2 separate regions of the Homo sapiens genome follow, and region 1 is linked to region 2. A link is an interaction called in ENCODE POLR2A ChIA-PET data of the cell type or tissue named here. Cell type or tissue: A673. All regions are shown on one strand.

Evidence for each region. Peaks named below come from ENCODE experiments on the same cell type or tissue, not always from the same donor. Only the 100,000 strongest peaks of a DNase experiment are listed, where the experiment ranks them.
Region 1: POLR2A ChIA-PET joins it to region 2 with 7 read pairs; 2 of 35 experiments call an interaction of 5 or more read pairs at or near these places.

Annotation. Positions count from the first base shown.
Region 1 is chr18:3,079,528-3,084,527 of GRCh38, forward strand. It overlaps MYOM1 (myomesin 1), which reads right to left. Exons shown (of 38, transcript NM_003803.4): 32 at 4,462-4,500; 33 at 4,262-4,367. Among named protein-coding and RNA genes, the nearest start is that of LPIN2, 69 kb to the left of the region's middle. In A673, no CTCF peak of the experiment used is centred here; DNase peaks (open chromatin) are centred at 2,274 and 2,354; H3K27ac peaks cover 1,849 bases.
Region 2 is chr18:2,924,733-2,929,732 of GRCh38, forward strand. It overlaps LPIN2 (lipin 2), which reads right to left. Exons shown (of 20, transcript NM_001375808.2): 10 at 4,333-4,426; 11 at 3,859-3,928; 12 at 2,990-3,079; 13 at 1,991-2,073; 14 at 492-636. Among named protein-coding and RNA genes, the nearest start is that of LPIN2-AS2, 40 kb to the right of the region's middle. In A673, no CTCF peak of the experiment used is centred here; no DNase peak of the experiment used is centred here.

The sequences.
Region 1 (5,000 bases), 150 kb after region 2:
CCAAGGTGTGACAGTCTGAACATTTATTTGTTAATAACTCCTCATAGCAGTCTGAGGCCCAGTGCAAATCACAATACTAATACTTCTCGGTGGCATTAATTATCTTTGTTTTTGTTTGGGTTTATTTGTAGGACTAGGGTAATCTATAAAGCTAAAAGGCCAAACTACATACTATTTTACTGCATATTTCATCTAGATAATCTATGGCTATAAATCAGATTCTACAAGCTAGTCCAAAAACACACTTATGGAGGCTCATCTGTGCCTGACATCTATTGACATATGTTGTTAGAAAGCTATTTAAAACAGATAAATATGCACTTGGTAGTAGAGCCAAGAGTGAATGAAAAGCAGAGTTGCCGCCAACACGAATGAGGCATGTTCTCTGTCCCGGGATGTGAGTTTCTCAGAATTCTACAGTAGGTCATGAGCAGACCCATGCAATATATTCTCTGCAAGAGAATATTAGGAAATACAACCCTTTTTTGTGTGATCTTGGTGTAGAAATACTACAGATATAGACGAACTAAGAGAAAGCTAGGTAGATGTACTTTTAATTATGTTAAAAGAAACTTTATGAAGAAGTTATTAAAACTGAGGAAATGTTTAAAAAGTGGCATACAAAATGACGTTAAAAAGTGGTATATAAAATGACGTTATTATAGTAACCATCATGCATAGAAAAAAGGCTAGCAGGAAGTACCCTAAAATGTTCATATTATGGCTGGTAAAACTATGGATACTATTATATTATAGTTTTTTCTAATTTATATTATTATAAATGTATTTTCTGAAACAAGCATGTCTTACGTCTGTTGTAATAAACAAAATGAACTTTGGAAAACATAGAAAAACAAATTTTCTGGCTGGTCACGGTGGCTCACACCTGTAATCCCAGCACTTTGGGAAGCGGAGGCAGGCGGATCACCTGAGGTCAGGAGTTCCAGACCAGCCTGGCCAACATGGTGAAACCCTGTCTCTACTAAAAACACAAATACTAGCTGGGCATGGTGGCATGTGCCTGTAGTCCCAGCTACTCAGGAGGCTGAGGCAGGAGAATCGCTTGAACCCGGGAGGCGGAGGTTGCAATGAACCGAGATCACGCCATTGCACTCCAGCCTGGGTGACAAAGTGAGGCTCCATCTCAAAAAAAAAAAAATTTCCTACCTAAAAGCTTTTAGCTTTCTAATATTTAGCATTTTTAATAATATTACATTTTTTAAATAACATTATTTATCTAAAAAGATATTAAAAATAAAGATGCCATAAAATGTAAAGACAGATTTTGGCATGAGCAATAGATGTGTCTTAGAGAGTTAAACAGGGCCGGGCGTGGTGGCTCACGCCTGTAATCCCAGTACTTTGGGAGGCCGAGGCAGGTGGATCACGAAGTCAGGAGTTTGAAACCAGCCTGGCCAGCATGGTGAAACCTCGTCTTTACTAAAAATACAAAAATTAGCCAGGCATGGTGGCACACGCTTGTAATCCCAGCTATTTGGGAAGCTGAGGCAGGAGAATTGCTTGACCCTGGAGGCAGAGGTTGCAGTGAGCCGGGATCACGCCACTGCACTCCAGCCTGGGTGACAGAGTGAGACTCCGTCTCAAAAAAAAAAAAAAAGAGAGAGAGTTAAACAGAAAGATTGTCCTCTGCTTTGCTATAATAAATCTGTTTTAAATCTTTAATCTCTGGGTAACATGAATAAGGGTACCTTACATCTGTAATGTGCTTCCGATGGAATAGGTACTATTGGTCCTATTTTATATAAGAGAAAACTGAGATTCAGAAAATTAAATGACCTGTCTAAGATCATAAGGCAAGATAGGAACAAAGTGAAGACTAAAATCCGTTTCAAGGGTTTTTTTCCCCTCTATGCCACATACAGACAGCAAAGACCATCCTTATCCCTGAATGTCATAGGTACACGGAAACACAAGAGACATAATTGATTGACTAGACCAAATAATTAAGATACTTATGCTTTGCTGGCCTAATAGCAATTTCCTCAAAACATACTTTCAGTGTTCTCATTTTTGAACAAGTTAATTCTTTTAGAGAAGATATAAAGCTTTTTGATTGATGATTCAATGAATTTTACTTCTCTCATTCTTCAGACTGATATATTAGAATGTCCTAGATGCCACAGAGGAATTTCCTGGAATTTGATCTATTTTAGCTAATAATTACTTTCCTAAAATGTATTCTGAAAGAAACAGAACAAAGGAATAAGCCCCAAGCATTCTACATTGGAATTTTACTAATTCTCATTTTTATGACTCAGGAAATAATAAATCATAATACTAACGAAAACACTGTTTTATATAACAGTAAAGTCATCTTAAAGAAAACACAAATGGCTGCTTTGTGGGGCCTGGCTCTGGCTAACTGTTCAATCTAGCCCAGTGGTCCCCAACCTTTTTGGCACCAGGGACCGGTTTCATGGAAGACGATTTTTCCACAGACCAGGTCGGGGGTGGGTTTGGGGATGACTCAAGCACATAACATTTATCATCAGATTCTTATAAGGAGCGCACAACCTAGATCCCTCGCATGCGCAGTTCACAATAGGGTTCGCGCTCCTATGAGAATCTAATGCCGCAGCTGATCTGACAGGAGGCGGAGCTCAGGTGGTCATGCTCGCTCCCTCGCCCACCACTCACCTCCTGTTACACGGCCCAGCTCCTAGTAGGCCACGGACTGGTACCGGTCCATGGCCTGGGGTTTGGGGATCTCTAATCTAGACTTCACACGGCTGGAATCCAGTGGCAGGTAGTACCATGATGAACCGGGCTCTGGAGCCAGGCTGCCTAGGCTCAGCCTTGACCTACCTCTTAGCTGTGTGACCTTAGGCCGGTCACCTCCCCGAGCCCTAGCTCCCTCATCCCTCAAGTGAGGAGCACCTACCATGTAGAATGGTGAATGTGAAATGAATTCACATATGTAAAGGGCTTTGAGCAGTGCCCCCCATATTGTCAATGCCACTGAGGGTACAGTGTAAGGAAACTTATTATCTGCACCCTCCTGGGGATGCCATGTGACCTTCTTCTCAGTGGGGCTCCTAGGAACATTTGCAGTTTGGAACATTTGCATCCTGAAGTTGGACTGAATGTGGCTACATTCCATTGGATTATCTTTGCCAGGCCTCCGTTCTCTTTCAGCTCAGGATATTTCAAGGAAACACAGAGGTTAAGGACACTGTCAAGAGTGTAAATGGGAGGCCTGGTTTGATTTGGAAACTGATTTCAGCTCTTGGAATCCCAGAAGTGAACTTGAATAGAGTCCCTGTATAACTGCACAGAGGTTCAAACTCACCTTCCCCAAAGTCAACTTGAGATCTCCAAAGCCTTCTGAGAGTGGACCAGAAACATGCTAATGTCTCACTCTGCCAGATGCTATAACAACAACAATAATCTTGGGCACTCGTTGGATTAGGCTTCTTTGGTGAATGCCCATTCATTCATATCATGGGAAATTTGGTGCCTCCTGGTGCACACTGCTTCATTTCTGTTCCAGACCACAGATGTGTTAACCGTGTGTATAGAAAGAAAGGTAAGAATGTGGCTCCAGATGCCTGGCACAGCAGAGAGAGCCCAAGCATGACTGTCTGGAGGTGGAGGCTGCATTATAGAGATGTCTATGAATTATGGTACTTCTTAAATCACAAAGAAAGATGTACTGTAACTATGACTGGCCTCAGCATGTACATGTTGAGGGAAAGAGCTAACCTCACAGTAACAGAATGCCTTGGATGTTTATCTCCTGGGCTCACCAATGTCAGACTTGAGAATTAAGAAGACTCCTTACTTGAGAAGAACAGAAAAATTTTTTCCCTATCCTCCCCTCTTCCAGTGGGGAAAGAATTTCTTTTTCTTTCTTTCTTTTCTTTTTTCTTTTTCTTTTTCTTTTTTTTTTTTTTTTTTTGAGACAGTGTCTCACTCTGACACCCAGGCTGAAGTACAGTGGTGCAATCTCGGCTCACTGCAACATCCGCCTCCTGGGTTCAAGCAATTCTCATGCCTCAGCCTCCCCAGTAGCTCAGATTACAGGTGTCTGCCACTGCGCCCAGCTCATTTTTTTTTTTTTTTTTTTTTTGTATTTTTAGTATAGACAGGGTTTCACCATGTTGGCCAGGCTGGTCTCGAACTCCTGACCTCAAATGATCCACCTGCCTCGGCCTCCCAAAGTGCTGGGATTACAGGTGTGAGCTGCCGCGCCTGGCAGGGAAAGAATTTCTACACAGCAAGTAAGTTCTCATTTACTTACTTGTGGGACCAGTTAACTTTCAAATCCTCCACATAGTAAGTTACAAAAGAGTACAGTTGGATGCCCTCGGCTGTGCTCTGGATTTTCAGGTCTGTAGCAGACAAAGCTGAAAGAAGAAAATAGCATATTTCATACATCTGCATGCCCCTCCTGGCAGGAGGATCATAAAGCATTGTTGTGGTGCGAAATGTTTGACTCACCTATTTTTTTGCATACTTCCATCATCAGTTCCTTAAAGGCTGTGGAGAGAGATTCAGAGCCAAAACTTTAGCATAAAAATTCTCAATGTAAGGTTAAATCTCAAATTCTTAGCTCTCAAAAATTCCCTTTCTGGTTGAAAGGAAATGGAAACAAGGTGAATTTGTCGACCCACTGATAATGAGTATTCTTTGAGGAAATAGTTCAATTTTATCAGGTTTTAAAAGATCCCTGCTTATTTTGATTTTTTTTCCCTTGAATTCTTTGTCACAATCGCCATATTTACATTCTAGAGAAAGGGCCACAAGAGATTTCTAGGAAGGTTCTTGGCTTTGGGATTCTCTTTCTTCTTAATTCCCAGGAAGCCTTAGTTTACATTAGAGGACATTTTCTTAGCCGTGTCATCGATTCATAATGAATTAACCATGTAGGTCTCCTGGCCTTCATCAGCCTGATAATGCTTTTTGCCAATAAACACATTTAGCCCCACTTCCACCCAAAGTAGGAAGGTGAAATTAGTCAGACTTCTGCTGTTTGTTAG
Region 2 (5,000 bases):
ATTTTGGGGTTCCAGGGACTTCTCTGAACACCCACAAAGCAAAAGGTCTACTACTCTTACTCCACACCTGAGAATTACTGCTTTAGCCACAGCCTGCTCTGGTCCCAGCAAGACCTTTTCATACCGAAAATGGGTCAAAGGCAGGGTGTAAAATAAGAGGAGAAATTGTGTCTAAAATGTCATTTCTCTATTGCTGTGGCTCCTAAGAGACAGTACCTGGCTCAGCGCTGGGTTAGCTGTGTACGACTGACTCTCAAGAGATGGAGGAAGGAGGTCTGGGGTGGGTGGCAGGACCCAAGCCACAGGTTCCCCAGGTGGGCCTGATAGCTCTTGGGGGCGGCGGTCGTGGTTCCACTGTGGATAGGCATTGACACGACCATGCCGTGTGGCGTGTATGCAGCTGGGGACGTGTGGACAGAAGAGGATGTGCATCAAATTAAACCATTACTAAAATAAGTCCTACTGGACAACACAGATCATGCAAGACTCACGATCTGGTCTGAGGAGAGGCGGAGAGACTTCTTATATGAAGTTGTGCTGCCGTGGCTCAGGGGCTCTGTGGGGATGGGGTCCACTGTGATGGATTCTTCGAGCTCCTGTGATCCCTCGTCACTCGAGGAGTCATTCTCGGCCGGCCTGTTCAACATTAGCCCAGTTACGGAAGAGGCAGCAGGGCATTTTATTGATGAGAGCTTTTCATTTAGGATCAAGAAAATAAAGATATCCTAAATCTTTTCTAGGAATGGGTAGAGTTATCCCTTCTGCCATTCTCCCATATCCACAGCTCTGTACGCCTGAAATATTCATATTGTTAACTGATAAGGCCACTTTCATAACTGGCAAGCACTTACTTTCTGACTATGACCTGCTATTTTCTGCTATGCCCAGTGAATGCTAGAAGGTCTACTGACTCTTGTTGAAGAGGGTATGTATGTTTCACAAGGCACAAATCAAAGAAAACATAATCGCTTACAATGATTTAACAAACTCCGGCTGGGTGCGGTGCCTCACACCTGTAATCCCAACACTTTGGGAGGCCGAGTTAGGAGGACACCTTGAGCCCAGGAGTTTGAGACCAGCCTGGGCAACATAGGGAGACCCAGTTTCTACGGAACATTTAAAAATTAGCCAGGGGTAGTGACACTTGTCTGTGGTCCTAACTACTTGGGAGGCTGAGGCAGGAGGACTGCTTGAGCCCAGGAGTTTGAGACCAGCCTGGGCAACACAGCAAGACCCTGTCTCTACAAAATACAAATTTAAAAATTAGCCAGGCATGGTGTCCCACACCTGTAGTCCCAGCTACTTAGGAGGCCGAGGCAGGATTGTATGAGCCGAGGAGCTATGATTATGCCATTGCACCCCAGCCTGAGTGACACAGTGAGACTCTAGAAAAAAACAAAAACTAGTAAGAAAAATTTTAGACACCCCTTAAAAGATATAGGATGGGGGGCGGTAAGGGGCAAGAAAATAAACCCTCAGCCTTAGACACTAAATGAGACAGCCAAGGGCTGGGAGAAGCAAGCATGCACTGGCCGGGGGAGGTGGACAGGCAGAAGCAGGAACACGGCGTATCGCGAGCAACTCCTCTCAGGGCTGCTCACCCTAACTGTCCAAAGAATGCTGTTTCTTCCAGGAAAGGAAACCCACCCAAGCCAACCTGGAGATTATTTTGTATGTCTCCCTTTGGCTCCGGATGGGATGCAGGGGGAGCAGAGGCACCTGGGCCAACATGGCTGAAGCGTTCCTCACGGCCCCTTCCCATACGCTGGCGCCACGGCTCCACAAGGAGGCAGGGTATTTATTTTTCTAAGCTGGTGATGTTTTTTAGAAAAGCAGTTGTCATCTGCTGAGTGGCACAAATATATCACAGCATGTAGTATCTGCAGAAGATACTCCCAAGAACTAAACAAGCTGCCAAAATCAACTTAGAAGTAATGGCCCTGCTAGAGGGCCTGAGTGCTATGAGCCGGGCAGAGGACAGGGCACCCACCTGGCACCGGCCGGCTCCTTGGAGCTGGATGGCAGGTCACTGGCTGGCGGTGCCTCAGATTTTCCCTCCTTGGATTCTGGCAGCTGTAACAGCAAGATGATAATGGCAACATGCAATTTTTTCCCTACAGATAAGCCAAGTTCATCAGCAGCCCTCTCTAGGAAAGAACACAACTGCCTTCTGAACCCACAACTTAAAAATGCTCAAAAACCAGACTTTCTCTATTCTGAGCCAAAGAATTAGAAACCTAAGACAGAAGTCATGTGCTTCTATGCAAATCACTGTCCCTACAGACCCAGAAGGAAAACATTTTAAGAGCACCATTTCAAGTCACAAAACATAATACAAGCGACCCAAACTTGTTAGGTCCCCAGCTTCCTTCTCCTCCTGGGAGTAACTCACCACGTGCAGAAGGGACTGAAAGGCAGCCCCCTTGCTGACGTGGACATGAACTTGGTTCAGGCAAGACTTCCCTTCTGACATTTGAAAAACAGGTGAGAACTCCCTGAACCCTCTTTTTCAGAAGGTGTTGGGGAAAAAAAGACTTGCTCTGCTGCTTGTTTAGTATGGTTCTCTGGATGAATTTCTATGGAGACCTGGTGGAACAGATTCTGGTTATTTGCATCTGGAACTATGCAGGCAGACGATAACCTTCTGCTCCTATCTGATAGGTAATACAGTGAAGCAGAAAGAGCACAGGCTCTGGAGTCAGACTCAAGGTCTTGCCCCAGCTCCGTCTCTCACCAGTTATGTGACTTCGTGAAGCACCCAAGTTTCCTTACCTGTGAAATGGCAACTCGAACATCTCTAGTGCTGAGCTACAGTAAAGGACCACTTGGGACAACACCTGCACGTCCTAAGTGCTCAAAAATGGAAACTGCTATATGGTAAAATAGCCCTATACAGTCCAAATTCCTGTGCCTGACAAAAAGGTTTTTTGAATAAATGAAAGATTCATTTCTTTCAGCCCACGGAAACAATGACCTCTAGGTCTGTTACCTGTTTGGTCATGCTTTCTCTCTTTCGCCAAAACCACCAGCGACCAGATTTCTTTGGCATCTTGTCTTTCACCCAGGACTCAACTGTGGCCTGAAAACAACCAACCTGGGTTAGTCTGGGCAATCTACTGGCCACACAGCACCTACCTTCTATGCTAGCCTGAAGGACGGGGCCTTACTATGGAATGTGAGAACGTGACCGATGCTCTCTTCACACCTCCCAGATTCCTCTAGCGTTTTTAACACCTCTGAGAGACAGACCCCGTCCTGCTTTCATGGCAGCACAGCTCTGTGGCATGAGACCAGGCGGTCTGCTATGTAGGACCTTAGGGGCTGACAGGTGGGCAAATCTCATTTATCTATCTTTGGAAAATGTGGTTCTCATGAGTTAAGAGGACCAACTAGGCTGATGATGTCTTCTTGGGGGACAGATTAAAAACCAATTGTGAGTTTGTATATAACAGGTATGTTAGCCACCATCTGCCCTAACCACACTGATGTCAAGCTTCTCTTGGCTACATCACCTTCTTCTTGCTGCTTCTTCCCATATTAATGGGAGAAAAAGTTTTTTTCATTCATTCCATATTTAACTTATGATTAGTAAAATCTCTCAACTTTTACAGACCATCAGAAACTAGTATTTATGTCTAATAAAAATGAAATAAAGAAGTGGCAGCCCTGCTAATTTCCCAGAGTTTGGGCATGAGATATTTTTAGTGGGTACATATGACTTTGATCTTTTATATTAAATATTAAGCTCAAGTAAAACTTTGAATAGTACCCAGTTCAGAAATATGCACATATGGATTTGTGTAAGTACTAGACACTGCGGATGCTTTCGGAAAGGCAGCAGATGGTGGATCGCCTCACCTTAGGCAAGCTCTTCTGGAATACTTGCAAGCTAAGGATCATGGGAGCTGCCAAAGCCCAGTTATAGTAACTGTGAGAAACAAAAATTGTGCAAAACCATTACACAGTGAAAGTGAGCAAGAGAGAGGGGAGGGAATCAGGGAGGGAGGGAGGAGGGAAGTGACATATAAAATTGCTTATTCTTTTCAATAAAGATGATCAGCTGAATTTTTTGTCACATGAATAACCTTCGCTTCAAGCACAACTTCTCTGAACAGAGAAGCCGTAAAATCTATCAAACAGAGTAACATTTCAATGCTTCTTTTAAAAATAAAATTGAAGCTTTACTTTCACTTCAAAGTCATTGCCCACTGGCTAATTTATATGAGATGACAAGTTTTATAAGAAGGAACACTTTTATAAGTAACAGTTAAAAATGGCACTTGTAAAAAAACTGCAAGAGTATTTAACAATTATAAAAGCAGGAGTATTTACCGATTATATATCCTTATTACAAGGTTAGGATTGTCTATAAGTCCAGGGTTTTCTGCAAATTCGTGATAAGTAATGATATGCTCCATGAATTTTTCTGCAATGTAAAATAATAATCAATTTGGTTAGAGATTACATAAATCCCTATATGAGATTATAATACTCTCTGCATTGCAGAAATTGAAGGCTAAAATCATCTGTCTAAAAAAACTAATTTTTGAATATTCATCAAAAGCAAAATGTCAGACGCTTTTTTTCCCCAGGACAAGAAAGAACACTTCTTTTCTATTCTCCTTTTCCACTGTCTCCCAGTGAAAACAAACAAACTAGTAAAAAGGGACATGACAGAGACTTTCAAAAAAAATACATACAGATGTGGCTAGAGAGGGACGGAAGACAGACACAGAAAGACAGACAGACACACACACACGAAAACTGTCGAAGTTCTATTCTCAGAGGAAGAAACTTTACTGACAGGCAACGGCATAACTGGGGAATATTCATAGGGGTCTTACAGCTTTAGCAAGCTACATTATATCAAAACATATCTTAAAATTGTTTGGGCCAGGCACAGTGGCTCACACCTATAATTCCAACACTCTGGGAGGCCGATGTGGGCCGATCACTTGAGGTCAGGAGTTAGGGACTAGCCTGGCCAATACGGTGAAAAC